2 separate regions of the Homo sapiens genome follow, and region 1 is linked to region 2. A link is a contact called in ENCODE Hi-C or POLR2A ChIA-PET data. All regions are on one chromosome and are shown on one strand. The core of a region is the stretch at or near the end of the contact, and the rest is flanking DNA. Distances in the headings are between cores, read along the strand shown. Region 1 overlaps LOC107987016 (a long non-coding RNA gene). Region 2 holds the start of GGTA1 (glycoprotein alpha-galactosyltransferase 1 (inactive)).

What was found. A loop is a pair of places that touch in the nucleus more often than their neighbours do. ChIA-PET counts read pairs that join two places held with the same protein, here RNA polymerase II (POLR2A). Pooled maps may share reads with other maps.
Region 1: a map of IMR-90 shows a loop between it and region 2 (7-fold over the local background). The contact joins the enhancer-like site here to the promoter of GGTA1 in region 2. A Hi-C loop is called at or near these places in 15 of 168 maps with a recorded cell type or tissue (IMR-90, PC-9, Right ventricle myocardium inferior and 8 more) and 13 of 50 pooled maps. POLR2A ChIA-PET finds 5 or more read pairs at or near these places in 6 of 52 experiments (A549, HEK293T, K562 and 3 more).

What each region holds. Positions count from the first base shown.
Region 1 is chr9:121,544,902-121,547,601 of GRCh38, forward strand. The region is part of intron 1 of LOC107987016 (a long non-coding RNA gene); the gene reads right to left. Among named protein-coding and RNA genes, the nearest start is that of GGTA1, 46 kb to the left of the region's middle. RefSeq lists a silencer at 1,269-1,318. Within about 2 kb of position 1,255, at least 2 of the 41 ENCODE cell types and tissues checked have a DNase peak (open chromatin) inside an H3K27ac peak, as active enhancers do; they include heart right ventricle, where a contact is called at or near this core.
Region 2 is chr9:121,498,391-121,501,192 of GRCh38, forward strand. It overlaps GGTA1 (glycoprotein alpha-galactosyltransferase 1 (inactive)), which reads right to left and starts at 1,454. Exons shown (of 6, transcript NM_001382585.1): 1 at 1,260-1,454. RefSeq lists silencers at 1-54, 1,404-1,503.

The DNA of each region.
Region 1 (2,700 bases), core at 5-2,504, 46 kb after region 2:
GAGGCCAGCGGATCACTTGAGGCCAGGAGTTTGAGACCAGCCTGGCCAACATGACAAAACCTTGTCTCTACTAAAAATACAAAAATTAGCCGAGCATGTTGGCAGGTGCCTGTAATCCCAGCTACTTGGGAGGCTGAGGCAGGAAAATTGCTTGAACTGAGGCGGAGGTTGCAGTGAATCGAAATGGCACACTGCACTCCAGCCTGAGCAACAGAGCAAGACTCCGTCTCAAAAAAAAAAAAAAAAAAACATGCTCCAATTCGTTTACCGGTCCCTTCCCCCACCCTCCTTTGCCCTGATATCACAACTTTGCCCAGAAAGGACTCAGAGACCCCGCCCCTGTACTTGGGCGTGACAGTGCCCTGGTGTGAGGGGGCATCTTCCGCTGACCACCCGACTGACCCCATCCTCTGGTCCCTACTGTACGCTGTGAGTTACAACAGTGACCATGACCATAGGGCCTACTATGTGCAGGGTGCTCAACAGCCCTCACATAAGTGTCACAACAGTCCTGGAAGGTCCCTCACAAGCGAGGAAACTGAGGCAGGAGCCACGAGATCACTGGCCTGTCTGTGGCTGAGCCAGACTTGAACCTGGTCTGTCTGACTCCAGAGCACGTGCTTTTTCCGACACTTCCTGCCCCCCAGAGTCATCCCATTCCGGAATCCAGGCTCTGGGATCCCAGGGCCTCAGGGACTGGGCACCGTCCCCCCAACCACCGCCGAGGAGTGGGCGTTTCTACAGCCTTCTCCGTGGGCCTGCGACCCCCAGTGCGAGGGGAGGGCCGCTGGGGGCTCTGGAAACCCCCTCTTCCATGGGTGGGAGGCGAGGGGCTGAGGCGCAGCGCTGGGCTGGGCCCAGGCCGGCTTCGCCCACACCTGGGATGGAGGCGGAGGCGCTCCGGGTGTTCTGCAGGCGGGAGGCTTTCCACCCCGCTGGCCCCTCACGTCGGCGCATCCTCATGGGATCCTCACGAGGAGCGAGTGAGGTGGGCTCCATTCTTATTCTTTCCCCTGGCAGGAGGCGAGCAGAGGCTCCGGACTCCACAGGTGGCGCGTGGTGAGTAGCCAAGATGAGCTCAGGCAGCCTCTCCAAAGCAGGGGCGCTAACCTGGCCACCTCTCACACCCTGGCTCCCTGCTGGCCCTCTCCACCCCCGCCCGGTCCCTAAGGCCACATCTCTTCCCCGTCCTCGGCCAGCTCAGCCCAGGCCGTCCCTCCCTATGCCCGCCAGGGGGAGTGCGAGCTCCTTGCAAAGACCTCAGGAGGCCGCTGGGAAGGTCTGGACAGGCCAGGCGGGGCGGGAAGCAGGAGGACCCGCGGGGCGGGGACCGGAGCCGCTGGGAGGCCGCCCAGTTTGACGTCCTGCTCCTGCCCAGGCCTCGCCAGGCCCCGGCCCTCCGCAGGCCTCAGTTCCCTTGTCTATAAAATGGGAGGTGGAGCCCTTGGGAGCAGAGCTGCTCACCTTTTAAGAGCATGTGAGTCACCTGGGAATCTTTTTAAAGGCAGATTCTGATGCAGTGGATCTGGGGTGGGGCCTGGGAAGCCGCATTTCTAATGAGCTCCCAGGTAAGGTCCATGCTGCTGGATCCTGGATTCATCTCTCTTTTTTTTGTTGTTGTTTTGTTTTTTGAGACGGAGTTTCACTCTGTCGCCCAGGCTGCAGTGCAGTGGCGCGATCTCGGCTCACTGCAACCTCTGCCTCCTGGGTTCAAGTGATTCTCCTCCTTCAGCCTCCCGAGTAGCTGGGATTACAGGCGCCTGCCACCATGACTGGCTAATTTTTGTATTTTTAGTAGAGACGGGGTTTCAGTATGTTGGCCAGGCTGGTCTCGAATTCCTGACATCAGGTGATCCACCCGCCTCGGCCTCCCAAAGTGCTATTACAAGCTTGAGCCACCGCACCTGGCCTCTGGATTCATCTCTAAAGGACCCGCCAGCTCCGATGACAATTTGTTTTTTTGGGTTGAACGAGGAAGACCTGCCTGTGTCCCAAACCCTTCTGAAGAAGTGGCTGTTCATGTGGTCATTAACTTATTCCCTCATTCATTCATTCAACAAGCATCCTCTGAGCCTCTCTCTGTGACAGGTCCCTGCCTGGTGCCAGGGATATAGAAATAGACAAGATCCTGTCCTGCCCTTGAGGAACTCATGGACACAAGAACCAGAGATTAGCACCCAATGTGATCAGTGCTGGGGGAGAAAGAAGCCCAGGGCAGAGGTGCGAGAATACCAGAGGAGCCCCTCACTAGACATGTGAGGAGGTCAGGGAAGGCTTTTGGGGGAGAAGACCCCTCCCCCTCCCCCTCCTTTGTTTTTTATTTTTGAGAAAAGATCTTGCTCTGTCACCCAGCAATCACTGCTCGCTGTATCCTCAACCTCCCAGGCTCAAGCTCAGCCTCCTGAGTAGCAGAGATTACAGGTGAGTGCCACCACCCGGCTAATTTAAATTTTTTTTTTTTTTTTGTAAAGACAGAGTCTCACAATGTTGCCCAGGCTGGTCTCAAACTCCTGAGCTCAAGGGATCCTCCTGCCTTGGCCTCCTAAAGTGTTGGGATTACAGGTGTGGGCTCCACCTCCTCTTGATGAATGGGCAGAAGAGCACCAGGCAAAGGGGAGGGGAGGGAAAGGGTTTTCCAGCAGAGGAACGGGCATATACGAGGCCCTGAGCAGAGAAAGCCAGGCCATGGGGGTAAAGTGG
Region 2 (2,802 bases), core at 204-2,703:
AGAGGTAGAAAGTGCCTGATGTAGTCAAAGAAGCACAGAAATGCAGCAGAATAACCCTGTCCTCCACACCCCCCACTCCCAGAGCCCTCCTTCGCCATGCACTTGCATTTCCTTACTCAGAGACTGGAAGGAAGGTCTCCAGTAGTATCCTTATTTCACAATCGGGGAAACTGAGGCTCTGTCTGGGAAGGTGGTTCCTTACTGGCAGCAAGCGGCAGGCCAGGGCTGCACCCTACATCTCCTGCTTCCTCAGACACGCCTGTTTCCAGGTAAAGGAAGGAGGCAGCCCGGCCTGCTCAGGAGCCCGAAGGAGTGCAAAGGAAGAGCAAAGCCTCAAAACACCTGCCTCGGGTCTCGGTTCCTTCCTGCCGGAGGAGCGGCTCTCACACCCTCCGCGCCTCCCAGTCCCTCCCGGCCGCCACAGCGGGAAGATCGAGGAATCTCAAATCCCTCTGCTTCTCTGGCTCTTTGCGCGCTGACATTTTTTTCTTCTTCTTTTTACTGTTTTTTTTTTTTTTACTTTCTTCAAGAGTTTGTGCAATCATTGTGTTTAGCCGTTTTCCTGCCATTTCCAAACGCGGGGTGGTGTCCTTTTCGAGTAGGAGCAAGGTTTGAAGAGTTGGAGGAAACTCCCGCCTCCCATCGCCCCAGTGCTGCAGGCACCCCGGATGCCAAAGTTAGTGTCGGAAACTTTCCCCATGCTGGGCGTCTGACTGAGTCCTCGGCTCTCCGAAGCTCTCTGACATCTCCCTCTCTATTCCCTTCCTCCTTGGGGTTCCTGCGACCCTCACTTTATCCCCCCACTCCCAGATTCCCCTTCCCAGAGGCGCGCCCTTCCTATCTTGTCCTGGGCAAGAGCCATTCCTCTGTCCTGCCCCACAGGCAAGGACAGACCCCTCACTCACTGCGACTTACTTGGTCGCATCCTGTGTCCCCTGCGTCTCCCCTCTCTTCCCCCACCCCAACCCCGCGGACCCGTGGGGGAACCTCAGCTTGCAGCTCTTCAGGCTCCAGTCTTGGAAGGCTGGACAGAGGGAGGGACGGCCACAGGATGGGGACAGAGGGACAGAAACTGGGTCCGATTTGGCACCGAGGTAGCGACAAGAACAAAAGCAGGGACACAGGCAGGGCAGACACCGGGCAGCGCCGGAGCAGCGGCCCGCCTCCACTCCCTCACCACCCTCTCCCAAGCGCGGAGCCCCCCGTCCGTGTCCTGCTCGTGGCCTCCGGGGACCTGGGCGGCTCCCCGCGGGACCCACCTGATCCGCAGAACCAGGGCGCCGAGGGCCGGCGCGCGGTGAGCTGGGCTGAGCAGGACCGCGCCCAGCTCCCGGCCCCGGCGAAGCCCTACGCGCTCTGATCAGCCACCGCGCCGCCTCCGCCCGAGCGGAGGCGCGTCCTCCCGCCCGTGGGCCGGCCGGCCGGGCTTCTGCTCTGGGCAGAGCGCAGCGGGTAGGGGCGCGAGGAGCCGGCGAGCGCTGACAGCGGGCTGCGCCAAGCCGGTCCCCGCCCCGGACACAGACAGCTGGAAGGCCGGCGAGCGAGTGCGTGAGTGAGAGTGTGTGTGTGCCGGGGAGGCGGATAAAATCCCCGGTGAGAGTGGCTGGGCCTCTTTTGCCTTCTCGGGCCTGCACGTGGTGGTGGTGGTGTAGGTGATAGAGCAGGAACCCCGGGCGTTGGAGGATGGGGTGGGGTCTGTGCTGTGCTGCTGGGAGGGGCTGCGCTGCGCTGGCGCACGGCCAAACTCTGGGAAACTCAGAGCCTTGGAGATCTGATCCACCGTTTGTTTCCCGAGGAAGGAAGAGCGCGAATGTAGACAGCGGCAGGCCGGGGCTGGAGTCGCTCTTGCGAGAGTCCTGAGCTCTGGAAGTGAGGGCTGGGCGTTGGGCACCTGGTTCAGGGTCTGCCCGCGTTTGCGCACTGACTTCATGATCTGTGAGCCCAGAGTGTCTCAAACGGGGCTCTAAGGCAGCCCCTAGGCTGTGGAATAACTCTTTAGTAGAATTATGTAGAAAGGAATCCAAACATTCGATTTCAGAGTGTGCGCTTCTGTGCCCAGTGTGGCAGCAATTCACTCAGAGAGTTGCTGTGGCCACAACTGGCTGCCCTCAGTTCTCTTGTCTTATACTGATAGCGACAAGGTCTTCTCACTCCCGCTCATATCAATCTACTTTACAGGTGGAAAAGTCAGAACTTCATTTTGCCATTTGCCGTTGAACGTCATTTTCATAGACTAAGAAATTCGCTTCTTAAATAATTCGGCCGGGCGCGGTGGCTCACGCCTGTAATCCCAGCACTTTGGGAGGCCGAGGTGGGCGGATTGCTTGAGCTCAGGATTTCCAGACCAGCTTGGGCAACGTGGCGAAACCCCGTCTCTACAGAATATAGAAAAATTCCCCAGGCCTGGTGGCGTGCACCTGTAATCCCAGCTACTCGGGAGGCTGGAGACTGAGAAAGAAAAGAAAAAATAAAAAATAAATACAAATAAAAATCAAACTGCCAGGCCAGGCGAGGTGGTTCTAGCTTGTAATCCCAGCAGTTTGGGAGGCCAAGATGGGTGGATTACCTGAGGTCGGGAGTTCGAGAGTAGCCTGGCCAACATGGTAAAACCCTGTCTCTACTAAAAATACAAAAAATTAGCTGGGCATGGTGGCACACGCCTATAATCCCAGCTACTTGGGAGCCTGAGGCAGGAGAATCACTTGAACCCAGGAGGTGGAGGTTGAAGTGAGCCGAGATTGCGCCACTGCACTGCAGCCTGGGTGACAGAGCGAAACTCAGTCTTAAATGAATAGACAAACA